Linked DNA regions of Mus musculus: region 1 is linked to region 2. The links are chromatin loops, found by intact Hi-C in ENCODE. Cell type or tissue: left cerebral cortex. All regions are shown on one strand. Each heading gives the region's core, and the rest is flanking DNA. Links, peaks and the distances in the headings are about the cores only.

Region 1 (10,697 bases), core at 1,511-9,510, 87 kb after region 2:
GAGAGCAAGGTTAGAGAACTCACACGACCTGACTTCTGAACTGACCACAAAGCTGTAACAAGTGCAGGACTGTGGTGTGTTGTGCAGAGTGTGAATGGGGTGCAGACGACACAGAATTGAGTTCAGTCAGAAACCATACGTTTATGGTCAGTAGACTCCACCAGTGTTGCCAGGACTGTGGGAAAAGAGTAGTCTTGAGACATCTGTGTCCGCATCAGAAATGGAGGGAATCTGAAACCCTGCCACACATCATAACCTTAAATTAACTCAAAGAGAGCTGTAAAACCTTCAAAAGACTTATTTATAGCTACAGCCTCCATGATCTTAAATTAGGTGGTGGTTTCTTGTATGTATGACCCCCTAAAGTACAAATTACAAAATTACAAAAATATCCTAAATTGGGAGTCCATGAGGCTTGCTGTCCCTTGAAGCCAAAGCCTGTACTCTGACTATCAAGCTGGCTGTTTTGCCTCTTGGCTCGGTGGTACGTCTCTTCTTCCAAGTCCCGGCCACCACTCCCACTCTTGTCTCTTGACTTCTAACTCCCTTGCCTTGAATCTTTGTTTGTTTGTTTGTTTTGTTGTTTTTTAAAAAGACCTTTGAGAGACTCTTCCAGGCTTTCTGCAGAATGCACTTTTGGTCCCTCCATTCTTGGGTGTTTTTAATTCTTTGTTGGGCTTGGATTACGTTGACTGTCATATATTAGTCTCTTCATTGTCTGGCCACTGCCTTTGCTTTCTTGGGAGTGATCAGCTGCTGCTTGACACCTAGAAGGAAGTTGTCCCTAGTCTCTGGGTCTTCCAGTGTGGCTTGGTGGAAGGAGGGCGGCATAGGGACTTATCTTCTTTTCTACACTCTGCTCTGGCTTTGAGAGGCTCTGCCCCTTACGCAAAGCTCTTCATATCATCACAACTGCTTCCTCAGGAGAAGAGAACCAGTGTGACAGAATCCACAATAAACACAAAAGGTCTTGGCTCTTGCCTAGTTGTGAGCTGTTAGTGGGATCTTCCAGCTTACTCCCATAGGTCTGCTGGAATCCAGTACTGGCTGGTCACTCCTTGTACTCAGTGTGGGATGGGGGCCTGTCAGGACTGGCACTGGCCTGGGTTCTGGAGACTTCCCACTGGTTCTTGCTCTGAGAAACTCTAGTACTAGAGTTTGTCATTCGGTGCATATATGCTGTGAGTCTCAGCTGAGCACATGCATGCCTTCTGCTCTTGTGGTGTGCTTAGTCAGCGTTAGAACAATTAGGAACAGTGACACCCACCTCCCACACGTGTGTGCACACCATGAGGTTGATGAGGCGAGCTGGGGAATATTTGACCAATGCTCTTATGTACCAGGTGTTTTACATATGTGGCTGTATGTATCCTTAGCACATTTACTGTCTTATAGAGTGTTTCCTGTTGTCCAAGAAAGAAACTGAGGTAGAAAGGCCAAATGGCTTTCTTTTTCTTTTGCCCATGCGGCAAGCAGTGATCTTTCTCAATATATTGTAGAACCTTCCTTCTCAAGGCTTCAACACCACAGGATCCCCTAGCCATTGCCAGGGTCCAAATTAAAATCCAGCACTTCCAAGGTGGCATATTAAAGCCAGTTTAGAAGTACTGATGGTCTAGGGGGAGATGGAAGTGCTGGGATGGAATTCAGCGTCAGCCACATGTAAGGCAATATTCTAACACTCAGCTCCTTGACACCACACTAGAAATACTGGTTTTGACATTTCCTTCTATAGCCTGATGAATGGCCTTTATGAGAGGGGAAGTTTTATAATAATAATAAAATATTTACACATATGTTTCTCTTTATGTAGTGATTTTTTTTTTAACTGAGACTTAAACAAGATACATTAAAAAGCAGTTTCTTGGCCACATTTCAGGACTCACAACTTCGCCAAAGTACAGCCTACAGCTTACATCAACCTCAGGGAAACAAGGAGCATGGAACAGAGAGGAACGGGAACCTCTACAAGAAGAGCGATGGGTAGGTGACTAGCCAGCTCGGTGCTGGTTGGAGCGTGGCTGATTATGTCCTGTGTTCTATCTCCTGAGTTCTTATCTAAACTCTCCCGCTCTCCCCTCTTCTCCTTAAGGATCCGGAAAGTGTGGCAGAAGAGGAAGTGTTCCGTTAAAAATGGCTTCCTCACCATCTCCCACGGCACTGTGAGTATCTTTTAATCAGCACTCTCGGCTGGGGGTGGTGGCTGACGTCTGTTATGTGTGCTCTAGTGAGGACACATTCTCAAAATGTTTCCCCTTAAGAAACTTGTGTCCTTGCCTGTGTGGGGAGCACCTGCACCCTGGGCATGCTCCTTTGGTCACTGTTCATGGCATCACCAAATCCAGGACAAACCAGTCACTCAGGCCACTTTTCTTTTGTAGCCTTTGACTTCCAGAAACCGTCAAACCTGCTGCCCCAGCTAACTTTATGCAGACATCCTCCTTACTTACAGAGACTTCTGCTGCCTCTAGAAAGAAAGGAATAATCTCTCTACTCATCAGGATTTTGGGAACCAAATCTAGAGAGAAAGGGAATCCATCTTTCTTACAGAAATCTCATGTGCCTTAAGTTTTCCTACCTTTCTTCCTGTTCGTAAAGGCTCATGCACTATAATAGAGCCTTGTAAGGTGCTTGTGTGAGAATCAAGTCACTTTCCAGTTTAGTTTCCAGAGATCAGGAACACTGCCACAGGCCTTTACTCTCCCCACCTGGTGGGGCTGGTGGGCTGATACTGGTTGGGATTGTCAAAGCCAAGTTGGCCACCCCTTCATTGAATGCAGATGTGTAATGTGTACTATATTACACACACACATATATATAATACAGTCTCATACCACATATGTCTCCCTTGGTCATGAGCGTGGGCAATAACCTGAGCCTTTCTCTCAGACTTTTCTCCCATCCTATAGTCCCCTTAAGAGGCATAACTGGGCAGAAGCACAGATGGGTTTCTTGGACACAGTAGAAAGGTTTTAACTTAAGATGGGTTTTTTTTTCCATTTTTTTATTAGGTATTTAGCTCATTTACATTTCCAATGCTATACCAAAAGTCCCCCATACCCACCCACCCCCACTCCCCTACCCACCCACTCCCCCTTTTTGGCCCTGGCGTTCCCCTGTATTGCGGGATATAAAGTTTGCAAGTCCAATGGGCCTCTCTTTCCAGTGATGGCCGACTAGGCCATCTTTTGATATATATGCAGCTAGAGTCAAGAGCTCCGGGGTACTGGTTAGTTCATAATGTCGTTCCACCTATAGGGTTGCAGATCCCTTTAGCTCCTTGGGTTCTTTCTCTAGCTCCTCCATTGGGAGCCCTGTGATCCATCCAATAGCTGACTGTGAGCATCCACTTCTGTGTTTGCTAGGCCCCGGCATAGTCTCACAAGAGACAGCTACATCTGGGTCCTTTCGATAAAATCTTGCTAGTGTATGCAATGGTGTCAGCGTTTGGATGCTGATTATGGGGTGGATCCCTGGATATGGCAGTCTCTACATGGTCCATCCTTTCATCTCAGCTCCAAACTTTGTAACTCCTTCCATGGGTGTTTTGTTCCCAATTCTAAGGAGGGGCATAGTGTCCACACTTCAGTCTTCATTTTTCTTGAGTTTCATGTGTTTAGGAAATTGTATCTTATATCTTGGGAATCCTAGGTTTGGGGCTAATATCCACTTATCAGTGAGTACATATTGTGTGAGTTCCTTTGTGATTGTGTTACCTCACTCAGGATGATGCCCTCCAGGTCCATCCATTTGCCTAGGAATTTCATAAATTCATTCTTTTTAATAGCTGAGTAGTACTCCATTGTGTAAATGTACCACATTTTCTGAATCCATTCCTCTGTTGAGGGGCATCTGGGTTCTTTCCAGCTTCTGGCTATTATAAATAAAGCTGCTATGAACATAGTGGAGCATGTGTCCTTCTTACCAGTTGGGGCATCTTCTGGATATATGCCCATTAAGATGGGGTCTTAAGAAACTTAACTTTTGAGTAACAAAAAGTCTCAACGTGAAGAATGTCATGGAAGCAAAGATGTTCTGTGGGAGTCTGGGGACGGATTGCCCCTTCACTTATGATTCCATTAAGGGCAAGACACTAGAACAGATTCTCAGCAAGTGTTGACCTGGTCTCTGTCACCTCTACCCAGGGCACTGACTCGGGAGAGTTTAGGTCATCCATCTTCCCGTAACCCAACTGCTCCTCACTCCTGAGCCTTCGGTTAGGATCTTGATGTACTGTTCTCTCCACACAGCAGGTGCACAGGAATGAGGGGGCCTTACTGCTCAGACTAAGGGAAGTGTAACCGTGTGTGCATCCTTTAGATGCAGAACGTCAGGCCAGGAGGACGGCTGGATTTCCCTGACAAGTCTCATGCTCTCTGATGTGGTTCATTTCCACAGTGTCCATTAGTTTGTTTTAGCTGAGACACACATCAGGTCGATGCAGAAGTCACTGTAGAGGAAGTTAGAACTCCCATGTTACAAGGCATAGCTGCTTTCTTGGGGTCCCTAAGGGGCCCTCCACTTAAATCAACAACAGGGCTGTGATCCCTTGGGCATGCCTGGTGATTCCGTGCTGGCATTCTAAGTGGCTTCAAGTGAGTTCCAGAGTTCCAGCTGGCTCTCCAAAGGCATAATAAAAATTCTTTAAATTTTGATGGGTTGCCCCAGTTCTGGGGCAGACAGTAGTTATAATTATCTCCACCAGGATGCTGATGCTCTTCTTAGACAGTGGGTATGTATTTTTAAAAGCTGTGTTCTTTGAGTTGAACCCTCTCAAGAATCCTCCTCTTGCAGGGGCAGGGGGGAGTATCCTCTGGCTTTAGCAGCCACTTCCTCCTCTAGCTGTAGGTGGGTCCCAGAGCAGCCTCCACCTAACTACCCCAGAGGAGCCTGGATAACAACTCCTGGATCCTGAAGGGCCCTCCATGTTCCTGTGCCATGCAAATGCTTGCATATTGCAGATGTGGATGACCCAGGCTGAGATCGAGGACTGGGCGAGCATTATTTGCGGGTATGGGTTTTTAATCTGGCTCCTATGTAGCTTGCTCATTTTGCCAGTCGTTCCTGACTCTGCTTCATTACCAGCAGGAAAGGGGGACAGGTTTCCAAAGGTGGGTCTGAGGAAGTAGGAATCTAAGAGCAGCTGCTGGCACACAGCTGGAATAGGGTCTGTGGGAAGTGTAAGCTCGTAGGGCGTGCTTGCACTATGGGAAAGACTTTCCCTTCTGGAAGCAGGCAGCCACTGGGAAGTGAAATTGCTGCACTCTTTACTCCCACAGAGGAGTACAGGTACCCTCTAGGATGGTGGATACAGGGAGAGCCTGCGTAGGTACTGCCATAGCAGGTTTGTTTCTGGCATTGGGAAGGTCTTTCTGGGGATGAGAGTTCTTATTAGGAGTCTTCTTGACCGAGTTCACATCACTGCCACCCCACCAAGGCCTGAGCGCGGCATTGTGCTGGAAGAGTTCCCTGCTGCTTAAGAGGGCCCCACATTTTAGTATGTATGTAAGAATGTATGTATGTATGTATGTATGTGTGTGTGTGTGTACGTATGTATGTATTTCTAAGAAAAGGTATCACCATATAACTGGCCAGTTGGGAACTCACTGTATAGACTAGGCTAGCCTTGAACTCATGGAAGTCCATCTGTTTCTGCATCCTGAGTGCTGGGATTAAAAGCATGTGCCATCACACCTGGCTAGCCCAACATTTTAAAAAGTAATTGTTATTCACTTGGAGGGAAGAGAACAAGTTTCTATTTTAAAGTGTTTTAAGGACTGGAGATACTGGTAAGTGGTAGGCTGCTTGCCATATGTATGGCAGAAAAAAAAAGCCTGGGGTATTTAATAGAAAGTAGAATGGTACAATCAAGTCGGAGAATCACTAATAACCTGTGACCCTCATGCTGCGAGCTCTAAGGCTGGTAGGATCTTCCCAGGTGCTAGTTTCCTGCTAAACCCAGGCTGCCTTGGGAAGGAGACAGCACTGTTCTCTAGCTAAATTGAATAATGACTTTTTTTTTCCCAAAATGGCAGCAAGGAGGGGATTTGATGGATAGAATGTTCTCTCGTAAGTTTCCCTCACACCTTTGTTGGTAGCTAATAACCCGAATGAGCAGAAAGTAAGCAGTCTTTAAAGTGGAACCTGTAAGAGCTAGCGGTGTTTAAGATGCTCGTTGAGTGCCTCTGGGTCCTTCTTGGCTGCAGCCTTTAACATATAGCTATGTTCATGGCTTCAAATCCCTAGTCTAGATGAAACTCTGGATCCTTCTCTGTGCTGGGCTTTCATTTCCTTCAAGGGATGGTTGAAGTGTCTTTGAAGATAATTCAACGTAAAGAGTGACCACAGGGAGGGAAGGTGACAGACAGAAGTGGGGAGAGAGGAAATGTATAACTCAAATTGTGGCTCTTAAATGTATCCTGGCATCAGCCATGGTTAGCTGCATGAGACCTACCAATAAGCAAGCCAGCTACCATCCTTGAATGGATGGGTAGTTCACATACTGAGTTGCTATGACAGAGTTGTTGGCAGAGGGAGACTCAATCTTTTTTGAAAATGTAGCCACTGGTCAGCTTCCCATGCTGCAATGGATGACCCCACGCCCATACATATGTGGGTAGCACTAACTGGACAACCAAAAGACATGCAGTTTGGAGGAGGGAAGGTAAGGTGGTCTGAGGGGTAGATAGGATTATATTTCATTGTGTACATATATGAAATTCTCTAAAACTTTAAAAATGTAAGTGCAGGTGAATGCCCACCTTCTCTGGAAACCATGTCAAAGCCAGGGAGGTGATAGTAAATGTTCAGTGTGTGGAACCCTGCATGTTTGTTGGAGCCCTGCTCCCCAACTCCCTGACTCCCTGGCTGCTCAGCCCAGGTCATGTGATTTCATTTGTTCATGTTATCTGTGGACACACCTTTAATCCCAGCACTTGGGAGACTGAGTCAAGCCTGGTCTGAGTTTAAGGCCAGCCTGGTCTACAGAGAGAGTTCCAAGACAGCTAGTACTACCAGGACTACATAGAGAAACCCTGTCTTAAACAAACAAAAACATCAAAATGACCATAAACCACAAGGGTGCTAGATAAACCTGATCATGTAGTTTTTATTTTCAGATTTCAGATCTTCTTCATCCTTTGTCATATTCAGATTTCACAAGTTGCAGGGATCTGAACAATTTTAATGGAGACTACTACACCCCCACCCCCAGCTCTGTAAAGTAAATGGCAAGAATTCCCAGGTCTGCGAGGGCAAGAGCCTCTGTCAGGCCTGCCCTGCTATAGGTACAGACATGTCTCTGGATTAATCCCAAATCTAGGTCATGTGTCTTGAAGCGTCTAGTGACCGAGGAGAGCGAAGAGTGAGAATAGTTTAAGACTTAGTGTTTATTATTATTTTTTGTATATGGGTGTTTTGACTGCATGTATGTATGTCCCAAGTGTGTGCCTGGTACCCGTAGAGGCCAGAAAAAGGCATCAGATTTTCTGGAGCTGGAGTTCCAAGTTGAGCCACCCAAGTGAGTGATGGGAACTAATCTGAGTTCCTCTGTAAGAGCAACAATTGCTCTTTGTTAATGAGCCATCTCTCCGGTCCCCCATTCTCTGTTCCCCTCTCCCTTTTTAATTGAAACCAATAAAATGTGTTGTGATCTTTTGTATGTGGAATATGTTTCCTGAAAACAAGTGACAGTGGAGGTTGGCATTTAGGGTTGTGGATTGTTGCCTGTGCTCATTTTAGATAGTCAAAACAAACAAAGGACAGACAACCCACAGACCACACCCTTTTATGTGCATACACAGAACACACACACCCTTGTGTGCACGTGTGCCCAATGACTTTTCTTGGAAGTTTCCACTTAGGAGGACACTTTGAAAAGCTCATGGAATGAAGCTGTGTGCTTGCTCAAGCCACCCCAAGGTGTCAGAACCCTGTGTCTCAATCTCTTAGCTCTGGAGCAACCACCAACCTCTACACGGGCCTGGCCCTCGCCCTGTCAGATGGGTTGTAATAGACTGCTGGGTGTGCCCTGGGAGAAAGCTGTTGTGGAGCTGAGATCCAAGGACCCCACCCCACCGCCAGCATTCCTCTGTGTGTCCCATCCCTGGAAACCTTATGTAAACTAGTAAGAGGTTTGCTCTTGAGGACTGTCTCCCACTGCCCACAGGACCTGCATCTTTTTTTTTTTTTTTCATTTGTTTTTAAACAGGCCAACCGGCCACCTGCCAAGCTCAACCTGCTAACCTGCCAGGTGAAGACCAATCCTGAGGAGAAGAAGTGTTTCGACCTCATATCACGTAAGTTCTTTCCCAGACTGAGCAATGGTCATTTTACGCATACCTGGAGCTTCAGCCTTTTGAAGGCCGTAAGGTGGTCTTAAGGTGGTTGGGTATTATGGCATAAGCTTGTAAAACCAACACTCAGGAGGCTGAGACAGGAGGATTATGAGTGTGAGGCCAGTGATCTGCCTCTTATCTTTCTAGTGCTGATTGGTGGCTTGCTGGTCCTTGGTTAGACTTGGCCTTTGAAGCCAACCCTGTCCCACCTGCTCTGTAAATTGAGAGCCACCCTCTCCACTTGAGCCTCAGCTACTCTGGATGAATCTCAGCCCTAAAATCCTTTCACCTGCCTTCTTCACATGACAGTTTTGCTGTGTGGAGTTTCTATAATTTGTTTGTGTGGTGTTTTAAATGCTATATCTGGAGGCCAGTGAGGTGGCTCAGTGGGTTAAAGTCCCTTGGCTGCCAAGCCTGACAACCTGTGTTTTATTCCTGGATCTCATGTGGTAGAAGGAGCAAATCTATTTCTGCAGGTCACACACATACACACACACACACACACACACATACACACATACACACACACATACACACATACACATACACATACACACATATACACACATACACACACACATACACACATACACACACACATACACACACATATACACACATACACACACACACATACACACATATACACACATACACACACACATACACACACACACATACACACACATATACACACATACACACACACACACACATATACACATACACACACACACACCATGGTGCACATAAGTCCTCTCCCTACACAAAACATAAGTAAATGTAATAAGGTTTTTTTTTTAAAGCTCAAAACAAAAATGATTAGGTTTTTAATACAGCCCTTTAACTTGAGTTTTTTTAAAGTTGTTTATTTTTCCCACTACAGAATTTGCATTTTTGCTCCTGTGTATTTCTCAGCTTTGTGGTGTACACAAAAGAACTGCCATAACCAGCAATTACAGAAATCGTTTACTCAGAACCTTCCAGAAACAAGGAAGGGGCTCATGACATCTTAAGGAAAATATGATAAATACCTTTTGTCCCCGGTCATTGTGCGTGGCATGATTATAGTTCAGGAAAGGGTGGGCCAGTCTTCCCTCTGAAGTGGTGTCCCCAGCAATCCAGCACAGCAGTGGAGTTTACACAAAGCACTAGCCTGAGGGGCCTAGGCTGTTGGCGTGTCCATCAACCCTAGCATGCCATCCCACGGTCTGATTAATTCTTCAGACCACATGACTGAGACCTCAGAGCCAGTGCGATGTGATTTAACACTCAAAGCAAATCGAGAAGTCTGGTCAAGCCGTCTCCACCACCTGTGTGGCTTGTACCCCTCAGCAGGCTTCAGTCTGCAGACCCACTACACTGAGCCACAGGCCAAGCTGAGCTAGGTGACAGGGGAGCCATCTTTATGCTGAGCTAGGGAGATTGCTCAGTGGGTTAGAGCACTTGCTGTAAGCATGTGCCTCTAACTCCAACTCTGTGAGGGAGGGAGAGACAGGATCACTGGGTTGGGGTGGGGGGAGAGGGAGGGAGAGAGAGAGAGAGAGAGAGAGAGATTGATTGATTGATTGTGTTGCTTCCTGTCTCCTCAGTCTGGTAGGTTCCATGTGTAGCAAACCTTACTCTCAGAATTCCATCTACAATGTAAAATGCTAAGCCTTGACTGTATTTTACATGTGACCACTACCGGGTCACCTCCTCTAGACTGTAACCTAAGCTTGAGTTAGAGGAGAAAACGTGATGGTGTCATTAGATGTCTGCTAGTGGCTGGAAAAGCAGGTTTTCAACCCTTCTTTAAAAAAAAAAAAAAAAAAAAAGATAGCCTGTTAAAAAGATGTTACCCTATGCGTGAGTTCCCTTGGGTACCACGACAGGACTTGGTAGCCATCTGAGCTTGGCCGAGCTTTGGGTACCACAGTGAGGTAGGTGCAGCACCTCCTCAGCTGTCACCACGGTGCAGAAGCACTTGCTCCAGAACCTTTCTCCTGCGTGTTTTCAGCTCATCAGGGAGGAGTGAGCACACATAGGAAGGGCACACAGGCCTGCTAGGTGTGAATCGTTGCATCCTGAGGATGTGGGTGAAGTGACTAGTGTGTGAGTCTGGTTATGCCCGAGGGCAGTGATGCAGACAGACTTCACCGTGATCACACTGTTGACTTTGTGGCAGCTTGAGATGTTCCGTGAATCTTGGCCACAACCACCGTTCGCTGTTGTGGCTATGCAGATGCAGAACACTAGTTATGTTGAAAACCTGTCTCACCCACTACTCCTGCTTGGTCTTCAAGGGGCAAAATTAATTCCAGTCCTACCCAGTTTTCAACTCAGCAGATGTTCAAAGTATCTAATACCTCTGGGAACATC
Region 2 (10,697 bases), core at 1,562-9,561:
ATGCCATCTCATCCCTACACTTAAGGAACCTGTTTAAAAGTCATTTATCAATGCAGCATTTATTTATATGAAGCTTGTTCTAGAGCTGTGTACCCTGGGGAACAGGGTTTTCCCTTGAGGCCACAGTAGGGACCAGTCTGCAACCCCCACCCCCCTATACCGTGTGCCTGTTTCTTGATCTGAGACTCTTGGGCAGTGACTTCAAATGCACCTTCCAGCCTGGGGAACCTGTATTTTGGCAAGTTCAGCTCCCTGCCACTGCTGCAGGCCTCTGTAGAAAAGATAGGAGAGTGGAGTTGTTGGGCTGGATGCTGGCCCCAACCCAAAGCTTATTATCCCTTGCTGTCACACATGACCACTCCTTATCACTTCTTCCTGTCTGGACACAGGCTGTTTATGAGTGGATGGCTCAGGGAGCTGGCCATAGGTTGCTTAGGAAGGTAACCCATCCAGGGAAAGTGCCAGCAGGCCATATGCTTGGATCAGACTGTCTTTAGCATCACTGGTAGGTGTGGGCTGCCCCGGCTCTCACCAGGGAAAAGCAGCCCTTGGATACTGAAGAGTGTTAGCAGAGGTGTCTTAAACCAGCCCCACCTTCCTGCTGTGTGGGGATTAGGGTTCCCCACCTAGGTTTGCCAGGGGAGCTGAGACAGGATTGTGGTCAACTGAGCAAGGGGAGAGTGATGCATGTCAGCTAGGACGGAGGAGTGATGCTCTGACCACATCCTCAAGTGATTCTGGATCCCCTAATTTTCCTCCCAGCATCCCCAGTCTTCCTGTATCTGAGCAGCTTCCATGTCCAGTAGCCTGCATTTTTAGGGTGTGTGACCCCTGTTGTTCCCATCAGCCCCCAGCTGTAAGGATAGATGTAAGGGGGAAATGCCACCATGTCCAGTAATGCTGCCCACGTGAGCATTGTCGGCCCTCCCTCAGTGGCTGTCCTCCTACAGAACAGTACCCACATCACTCACACTAGCCCGCTTCCTGCATTTGTTCTCAGTTCCTGAAACCAGTCGCAGATTCCTGACTGTGCGAGTTCATTTTTCTTTTCTTTGTAAAATAAGCTCTCGCTTTTACTTTGACTCGGTTATTTTCAAAACACTGTTTGGATAGAATAGACCTTTTGCAAGCTTTGCAGACAACTAGATGCCCCCTGATGGTCTTTAATGATTCATAAAGTAAGATATGGAGTCAGAGTTGTCCCAGAGTCTGGAACTGGAACCTTATAGTGGGTCTTGTCGAGTGAATGACCGTCTTGTTTTCTAGAACCAGCTGAGTGTCCGAGAGTCCTCAGTAATGACTTTGTAGAATTGGCAAGTGCACATTCACACACACACACACACACACGCACACGCACGCGCGCGCGCGCGCACGTGCCCTTGCATACCTGTAATTACAAAGTTCTCTGAGAGGTAATACAGGAGACTGATGAGCATCACCATGAATTTCAGGCCAGCCTATTCCACAGAGCAAAACAACAAAGCAAAAAGCCCTGAAAGCATAAAAACAACAAGAACAAAAATCACAAAAGTGTTACTACCACGTCACTATGTGGGCGCCCAGACCCTCCTCCTGTGCACATCTCTGTCCAGGCTCTGAGAAGGGATTTCATGTGCAGTGTGTGCACTGATGGTTAGTGCTGGTTACTATTAATCCCGGCTGTATTAGCTGCTCTGGGAAGAGGTGCTGCTTATTCATAATACCCAGATAATTGCTGTAGACTGCGGAGAGCAGACCTTACGCGTTATGAGCGGGGCAGTGCATGTTGTGTATTTGATAAGGAGTCCTGCTTAGCCACACAACCCCAAGGAAGTCCTAATCTCGACTTGTTTCCCACAGGAACGGAGCATCTCGAGAGTCCTCCTTCTCCTCCTTCAGCGTTAACAATATGCTCATGTCATCTGTCATAGTGGGCATTCATTCCCATTCAATGTGTATTTCTGTCTTTGCTTCCTGCCCACTCACTCAGTGTTGTTCTTGAGAAGAGAAAGGGATTCGGGATAAGAGCTAAGTGGTGCCCAGGCTTTGAGGCTAGTGTGATGCCCTCCACCACTCTTTCACATCCTCACCTGTTTGTACTATGTTCTCATACTTGGTCTCTGCCCTGTCTGAGGACAGGGGTGAGTTGGGTGGTTGATGGGGGAGTGAGTCTACTCGGGGCAGGTAGCGGGAATATCTGCATCGCTTTGCACAGGGTGGCAGCACCCTTCCTGTGTGAGGTAGACGAAATGGTCTTTTCCTCTCTGACTGTCACAGAGGTGAGAACAGTACTGCCCTTGGGATCCTGAACTTTTCAGACTCAGGCAACAGCATTTGTGTGTGTGTGTGTGTGTGCGCGTGTGTACACGCGCATATATAAACATATATGTATACATAAATGCATGCCCTGGGCCACTCCAATGTAAATTCTTTCTGTTGGTACTGAATATATGCAAAGTTATGCTGCTTAGTTGATAGTGACATTATGCAACAGCAATGAAATTTCAGCTTTTTCCACCTCAGTGTTCAGGTGTGTTGGGAGTCCTGTTTCTTGTGGAATTTTTGTGATATTTCTGCAGCTCGGAGGCTGCTTTCAGAGACACTGTGGCTGTGGAGTTGGTTCAGCGTCTCTATTGAGTGGTGCTAGGCTGCCCTCAGACCGCTCAGATGGTCTTCACAGGACATAGGAACCCTGCAGAAAGAGTAGGGGTGTGGTGCAGAGAAGGGAAGGCAGCACTATGTGAGGAAGGCCATGTGCCCCGCCCACCCTCATCAATTCATGGTCAGAGACAGAACCCAGCAGATTTGGAGATAGGTTGTGGGCAAGGCAGTGTGTGCTGGAGGGTTCCATTCTGCCTAGTGGCTTCTAGGCTGTGCTTTGCTCTTGCTCTGGGGACTGGTCACTGGGCCAAGACAGTACTTGGTGGCCTCCATAGGGCAAGCATTGGCCTCACCTCTACTGCTCACACTCCCTGAGAGCTCTATTGTCTGAGCATGTACACCCAACCCCTTACTAAGCTGGGCACAGCGGAGTCTGAAGCATATAGCGCAAGGTGGAATAGCATTGCTGGCTGGGAAATGGCTGGTGTCCTGTAGAAGCCTGAAGCTGTGTTTCTGGGCCAGCAAAGATGATAAGCATGTTAGGTAGTCCTGAGTCACCTGCACATAAAACCACTGGAGGCCACATATGGAGTATACCAATTTCTAGGAAGGGACATGTTACAATGCCCAAGGCTGTGTATTGGAGAAGAGATGGTTTTGGTGGCAGCAGCAAGGAGGGGTCCTAGACTTTGCTGGCTGAGACTAACTTCATAATTCTTGCAAAAGGGATTGTCACGTTTGTCTCCTAGTCCTTCATTGACAGCCTGTCTGTCCTCTCCAGGTATGAGACCATTTACCAATGTGAGTAGAGGCCAGGATTTCTGTGAGGTCACTTTCAGAAGAAACAGACACAGAAACTGACGATGACAGACCACAGGGGTAGTTGCTATGACAACAAGACATTCATCATAACAACCTGTGGGAATGGACAGGGTCTGGCAGGCAATCCAAAGGACCAGTGATGGGGATGTGTGCAGACTGTCATAGACCAGCACCAACATGGCTGGCGTGTTTACCTTATAGAAACATGGCAGGAACTCCCGGCTGAGCTCGGGACCTGGGGTGGAGTTGGAACCTGCAGAACTCTAAGCTCTTTCTCCCTAGAAGGAAAGCCCACAGCTGTTCCGCAAGTGGTGACTGGGAGACCAGTCTCCTCAGGGAGCGCCAGAGGGAGAGAACTGTGTCCACATGTTATCAGGGCTCTGCTGCTGCTGCTGCTGCTGCAGGGAGTGGAGATGCTAAATATAGTGTTTGCATCTTCTGAGCTACCTGCATACATCAGGAAGGAAGAGAAGCTTAATTTTCTCTGAAGCAAAGGCTGCCAGGAAGATGCCTGCCTTTCTAATCAGGGGGGTTCTGGCAAGGGCATTGAGGACGAGGACGGCAGCAGTGTCCACAATGGCAGCAAAGCCAGGTGCAGTGTTTACTGTCTCACTGAAAGCGTGGGGGCGGGGTCCCGTGGCAGGGGGGATGTCTTTGGCTTACTCCTCGGTTGATGATGGACCAGCTTGCTTCCTGGCAGCCGAATCTCTCCCTCCCGGAGTGGAGATGGCTGGTTTGCGGTTCTCAGTTGGTGACTTTCCTTGAACCACTTCCTTTCCTTTTCTTCCCGTGCCCAAATGTGCAGGAGGAATTTCCTCTTCCCACCAACAGACCGGAAAGGAAGGGAAGGCAACATTGCTCATTTCTGTCTGCTGCCAAGAACCCCCTGCCAAAAAAACGACCACTTCTCTTCCAGGCCACAGGTGACAGTGTCCTTCAGGTTCTCGGAGGGGGTTTCTGCCTCTGCCTTCTCTGACCTTGACCAAGAGGAGTCTGCTGTAGCCCTTAATGTCAGGCCACTTCTCGACATGCACCTGGTGTGGCAGGGGCTGGGCCTGGTCACCATGTGGTTTTCTTAGCAAGATGCCAGGGAACACCTGTCACTGTGATGTGCAGCTCCCACCTCCTCCACAGCTCCAGGTCAGAGCCTGGCTCCTGCCCAGCTAGGCCTCACTCACTGCCTTGATCCCAGCTTCTCCTTGGGCCTGTCCGGTGTTTGGGTGTCTCTGGCATCCACACTCTATCTCCACACTTATGCTGCTGGTTGGTGGATCTGTCTCCTCTTCTCGCTGGAGATGTGCCTTCCTAGGGGCTTTTCCCCTGCTGCCCTTGAGGGTCAGGTGCCCTTCCTGCAGTAGGTGAGGGATTCTTTCTTCCCTCAGCCCTAGCCATTACTGCCCTTTCTGGAAGTGACATCTGTAGCCAGCACTTCTGGCCTCCTGCTGTATCTCCTAGTCTGTAAATTACTCTGCTGCTTTAATTTTCCTTGACCTGGACCCCCTTTCTCTTCCTGCAGCCCAGCTCACAGCCCTGCCATTATCAGCCAGACTATTCAATAGCTTCTGTCTCCGCTGGAGTTCAGAACTTGACCTTTTTAGTTAGAACCCGAGTCTGGCCCCATCTCTTCTAAAACCCATCTGCTTTCTCTTTCCTGGTCATCTAAGATAGACCTTCAGCCCATTCACCAGAAGGAGGTCACTGGCTTCAGCCAGAAAAAAACTTGTATATTCTTGTCTCCCTTTACCTTATTAAATCATAAATCTTATGGGGACAAGGACCTGAGAGCTCTCAGCACCCTGAATTGTGCCCGGGACATCACACGTGGTTAAGAAATATTTGTGATTTGGTGTTGGTGGCTCACCCTTGTAATTCCAGCACCCCGGGAGCTCACAGGAGGGATTCTGATCAGAAACCAACAAGAGACAAGAAAGTATTTGTAAACACTTAAAAGTAATCAGCAAATCCAGCGTAGGTGGCAGGGGGTGGCGCCCCCTTCCTGGGAGTTGTGGAGTTACTGGTTCTAGGAAAGCTTGCAGTTTAAAGGTTGAATTTGGAGCTGGGTGTGGTGACGCACGCCTTTTAAACCCAGTGCACTGGAGGAAGACGCAGTCAGAACTCTGTGAGTTTGAGGCCAACCTGGTCTACAAAGAGAGTTCCAGGAAAAAAAAAAAAAAAAAAGCAAGAGGCTGTTTGAGCCAGTTTCACCCTGTGTGGGAGGAGCAGGGAGGAAGAAATTCCAGGTTAAACACTCCCAGCTGCTGTTTATTCCAGATCCACGGCTAGCAGAGCTCCGAATGGCTGCCCGTGAGGGTGGGGAAGAAGCTGCCAGTCTGTGTTCCGGGTTTCTTTCACTCAGTGGGACCAAGTTTGCTCTGTGTTAGGAGATTGAGAGATAGGGCTTTGAAAGGGTCTGATTCATCAGTCATTGTTCGGGAGGACTGGGAGGTTAACTCTGGCGGTAGCTTCTGATAGGGATCTGCAGCTATAATGGAGACCTGTATTATGCTAGGGCTTTGAAGATTCTGTGGAGCAGTGATGAGCAGGGGCACCACCTGTGCTCTCGGCCTGCTCTCCTGCCCTTCCGATTGTCTCGTGGCAATGAGCCGGCAGTGTAGGTTATGCTGATGAAAGGCTTTTTACTAAAGCGCTCCTTGTTTCTTTATAGGCTCAATAGCTGTTTAGTGTTTGTGACTCCCCCTCCCATCTCCACCCCCTGCCCAAAGAAGGGGCTTTTTATAAATTCTTCAGATTTCATTCTTTAGTAATACTTATGAGTATGGTGGGCTGGGATTACTATGTTTTAAAAGAAAATGCAGAGAAAGGGTACAGTTGGCCTGTTTCCTACAGAGCTTGTGTTCTGCCTTAGCCTGAACAGTGCTCAGAGCATCTGTCTATCTGCCTTGAAGCCTGCTGGACTTGAACTCCAGTCGCTGGCTTCACCTGCTGACACTGTTGTGACCCGGGGAAACACCTCATTTACTTGTTTAAGGAATACTTATATTGCACTTACCGCATACCTGACATGGTGACGGTGCTCAGTGAGTGTTTGTTTTTTTAAAGATTTATTTATTTATTATATGTAAGTACACTGTAGCTGTCTTCAGACACTCCGGAAGACGAAGTCAGAGTTGTTAAGAGGATGGTTGTGAGCCACCATGTGGTTGCTGGGATTTAAACTCAGGACCTTCAGAAGAGCTGAGCCATGTCTCCAGTCCTCTCAGTGAGTGTTAAACACAGTCTGTGTGTGTTGTCATCTCATCCACGTTTAGAGAAGAAAGGGTGCCCAAGAGATGTTGAAAAGCCGGAGGTCCAGGCCAGCTCAGTCTTGGGTTCCACTTTGTCCTGACTCTGACTGTCCCACCTGTCATCTCTCTGGGTTTGAATTTTGAATCTGTAAGACTGGAGACATTCGTAGTTTGGCTGCCCTGAGTCAGGATTGCTGTAGGAGCAGTTGGTCCATGAGCCCTGCTGAGTGGTAAGAGTATCTCAAAATTACATGAGGAGCCAGAAACTGTTGGGACACTTGGAAAGCCAACCTGTGGGGCTGGAGGAAACACGCAGATCCTGACCAAAGTCTCCAAAGCAGGCTCTGCCCACAGTGTGAATCCAGGAGCTGGAACTCTCATTCCAAGTCCCAGGGCTGGTGGAACTGAGGAGCAGAAAGGTGGACCTGCCTAGCACCAGATGGCTGTGTTACTGAGTTGGATACATCTGGGGTAGTCCAGCTTACAGGCTGATCAGCCTGAGGCTGTGGGGCTCTTTGCAAAGGCCCAGCCAACGGCCACTTCCGGCCCTGTAAATTCCTGATTAGCTTTCCATATTGTCTTTTTGTTCATTCTCTTTAGAAATTCGCTCCCACACCTTCCTTCCATTGCATTTCTAGAAATATCCCACTTTTCATGACTCACTGATTGAACATATCCTGTTTGGGGAAGTGTTCAGAGGAATTTCAGAGCGGGCACGTTGACTGCCAGTGATAAGTGGTGCAGACAGGAGCCTGGGAGCCGGCTCTCCCAGCCTCCCCCAAGGCCCCAGACAAGGAGTGCAGCTCCTGTTCTCAACCGACACACCCACTGACACACCCACTGCAGTTTTCCCTTCAGGCTGTGAGTAGGAACCTGAGTGTGGCTAGAGTGACTGATGTCCACTGAATCAAATCAGAGATGGTGCCTGGAGTTTGAACCTGGCTGGGTGGGATGACCTTTTGAACCACACAGATGCCCTGTCTTCCTGGTATCAGGATTGTATCATGGAGCAGGGAGGGGCTGTGTCCCTGGAGACACAGTCACTCCCAGAACCTCATGTATGAGGAGAGGCCAGGAGGCCTTGCAGGATGGCAGTGTTATGCATGGAGCACAGAATGCCAGCCTTGTCTTTGGATGCTCCGATTTTGCTCACGGCCTTGTTTGTTATTTCACAAGCTAGAATGTTGCTCCCAGTCTCCAAGGCTGGGTGTGTAGCTCATGCCAAAATCCTTCTCTTTTGTATAGCCAAAGGCTCTTGGCAGGCTTACACTGTGGCAGAGGACAGGCAGTGAAGTAAGAGGAAGAAAAAGCTGGGGCAGCCTCAGGCACAGCAGAGGCCATGGTGTGCTGGTGGCTGAGAAGTAGCTGGATGCTGAGATGTTGCTCCTGTTGAGTGGCAGTGTAGTCAGATAGGCTGTGAGGATGGTGTTGAGAAAACAGTCAGCCAGTTTTGCAAGGTGCTTTGAATCCAAAGGTGCCTCAAGATGCAGAAAGTGGTTGAGAGGCAAGCTGTGTAGGTCTCCTCGAGAATGGGGTAGGTGGTGGGACGAGAGAGGTGCTGCTGAGTCTGGGCAGCTGTGATTCAGAGGGATTCTCGGCAAGGTCTGGAGACATGTTTGAGTGCTCAGGGCAAGGGGTGCTTCTGGCGTCTAGTGGGTGAAGCCAAAGGTGCTACCAAATGTCCCATAGTGCACAAGAATGCCTGGGCCACGGAGAACACTACTGTTCTTAGTGTTGTTAATTCTGAGGTCCAAAGACCCTGCGCTGGGTGGTCCCAGATCACTGGAGAAGAGAGAAGGACCTTGGCGGATCTGAGTAGCTATGTGTGTGTGTATGAGTTCATGTATATTTGAGTGTGCAGTATACGCATGTGTATATGTTTGGTGTGCACATGTGTGGAGACCGAGGCTGATATGTATCTTACTTGATTGCAGCCATATATGTATTATATATTATAAATTATATATGTGAAATAATATTATTTTATTTTTTGAGACAGAGCCTCTCACTGATTGGTGAGACTAGCCAACTGGCAAGCTCCAGGGACTCGCCCATCTCTGTCTTCCCACCATTTGCCTTCAAACCTGGCATTTTCTGTGAATGCTGGAGATCCAGACTCAGGTCCCGTGCTTTAGTGGTGAGCACTTGACCCAGTGAGCATCTCTCCAGATTTGTATAAGCTGAAGTCTGTAGGTAATTGAGCACCACAAGGCAAAGACCATGTTTTCAGGACGCCTGGTGACATTAAGTCTGTGGAGACCTTCAAAGAGATGGATTAAAATGATGATTCTCCTAGACTCCTGATGTAGCTCCATCTTAGTTATGATTACATTTCATTGACGCGTGTGTGTGTGTGTGAACATGTACCTGTATCCACTGAGCCACCCTGCTCACTCCTGTAGCCTCATCTTTGCATTATTATTATTTTATATTTTTAATTTGAAATGTGCCCAATACCAAATGTATTTTGGAGAGTGTTCCAAACCAGAATCTTTTGTGTTAAGAAGATTAATAAAACTAAAATGGTATAAACACTCTTAATTTAGTGTTTATTAAATAGGAGGGCCTTATCAAAGAGCCAAGGGGAATTTAAAGATTGGTGGAATTAATTTAAAGTATTAAAAGCCAGTACATGATTGTGTATGCCCCAGTCCCTCCCTCTTTCTCTCTCAGATACACAGTGCATTCTTCCTCCTCCTCCTCCTTCTCCTCCTCTTCCTCCTCCTCCTCGTCCTTCAAGACAGGGTCTCTATAACCTAGGTCGGTTTCAAATTCTCATGCCACCATCCCCCACCCCACCCCCAACTAGGATCATGAACATGCATCACCACACCTGGCCACAGTTAATTATTATTATTTGCATTCTTTTCTGCATGTATATATGTATGTGTATTGCATTCATGCTTGGAGCCCGTAGAAAGGTCAGAAGAGGGTGTCAGGAGCTTGGATGGCTGAGAACCAAACCAGGGTCCACTGCAAGAGCAAACAGTACCCTTAACCACTGGGCCATCTCTCCAGCCCCCTAATTATTGTTTTCCTTTAGTCTCTTTGTCTTTAACAGGGAATGGGTTTATTCTAAGTACATGCTGACTGCTCCTGGTCTACTTCTCCTTTAATGCTCTGTGTTAAGCTGACAGAGCTTAGGCTATGTCCTCTTCTGAGAGAGCGGTGGAGGACTTTTGAGACAGACCCGAGTGTCAGCAAGATCCCTCTGAACCAGTGTGGGTGCAGACGGGGCTGGGGTAGGAGATGGGTAGGTGTCTGGGCATGGGGGAGGAAGGGAGGGATAGTGTGGACAGGAGGAACAGGCTGACCTCAGTCTGTGGGGGCTGAGGAAGGGATGGAGTCCAGGAAAAAACCCTTTCTGGTTTGAGTGGGTGGACAATTTAAAATTGTTAGGGAAGAGGAAAAAGTCTGCCTTCAGTGTGTTTTGATAGTTAATGCTGCTCCGGGACTTTTGCTTTTTAAACAGTCAGTGAAAATGAGAAGTTTGAACAGGCTAGATTAGGACATTTCCCATTGATGTAAATTTTAAATGAAAACACACTTGATACTTTTGGCCAGACGAAGCCAGTTCTGCTTGTTTCTAGACTCTAAGAAGCCTCGGCTTGGGCTCAGCTGTAGCTAGGTTTGATGATGAGTCCTCAGGAGGGAGGTGGCGCTTGCTGCTGGCCCAGTATGTATAGTATGCTGCAGCCTACTCCAGCCTCTGTCCTTCTTCCTTTGATTGTCAGAGTAGCCATTGTGCCCATCCAAAGCAGGATTGCTGGGTAAGGTAAGGCTCAGGGTCTAGCCTGAGGTTCCAAGTGTGCCGTTCTTCAGGCAGGCCTGTGCCTGGATGCAGGATTCCTCCTTCCTCAGAGGGAGGAGTCACACAGCTGTGCTGGGATTATATGTATGGATCACTTTGTTAGTTATGTATATAAATTACAAATCCAAATTATATGCAGTTTTGAATTTGTTCCATCTCAACAGCGTCTGTTTGATCTTTGGCAGAATTTTGTATGTATGTTGGGCAAGTCATTTTCTCTGCTGGAGCCACCTCAGTTT

What was found. Hi-C counts contacts between places; a loop is a spot of excess contacts. Peaks named below come from ENCODE experiments on the same cell type or tissue, not always from the same donor. Only the 100,000 strongest peaks of a DNase experiment are listed, where the experiment ranks them.
Region 1: a loop joins it to region 2, with 2.5 times the contacts of the local background. A loop is called at or near these places in 3 of 42 quality-filtered maps.

The regions. Positions count from the first base shown.
Region 1 is chr12:21,216,096-21,226,792 of GRCm38, forward strand. Asap2 (ArfGAP with SH3 domain, ankyrin repeat and PH domain 2) reads left to right here. Exons shown (of 29, transcript NM_001135192.1): 11 at 1,880-1,983; 12 at 2,093-2,162; 13 at 8,210-8,297. Among named protein-coding and RNA genes, the nearest start is that of Gm40855, 30 kb to the right of the region's middle. In left cerebral cortex, for the core only: a CTCF peak has its summit at 4,696; DNase peaks (open chromatin) are centred at 2,147 and 4,692; H3K27ac peaks cover 1,627 bases.
Region 2 is chr12:21,128,710-21,139,406 of GRCm38, forward strand. All of the region lies in intron 1 of Asap2 (ArfGAP with SH3 domain, ankyrin repeat and PH domain 2), which reads left to right. Among named protein-coding and RNA genes, the nearest start is that of Asap2, 22 kb to the left of the region's middle. In left cerebral cortex, for the core only: a CTCF peak has its summit at 5,394; DNase peaks (open chromatin) are centred at 1,909, 2,236, 5,422, 5,660 and 2 more places; H3K27ac peaks cover 3,282 bases.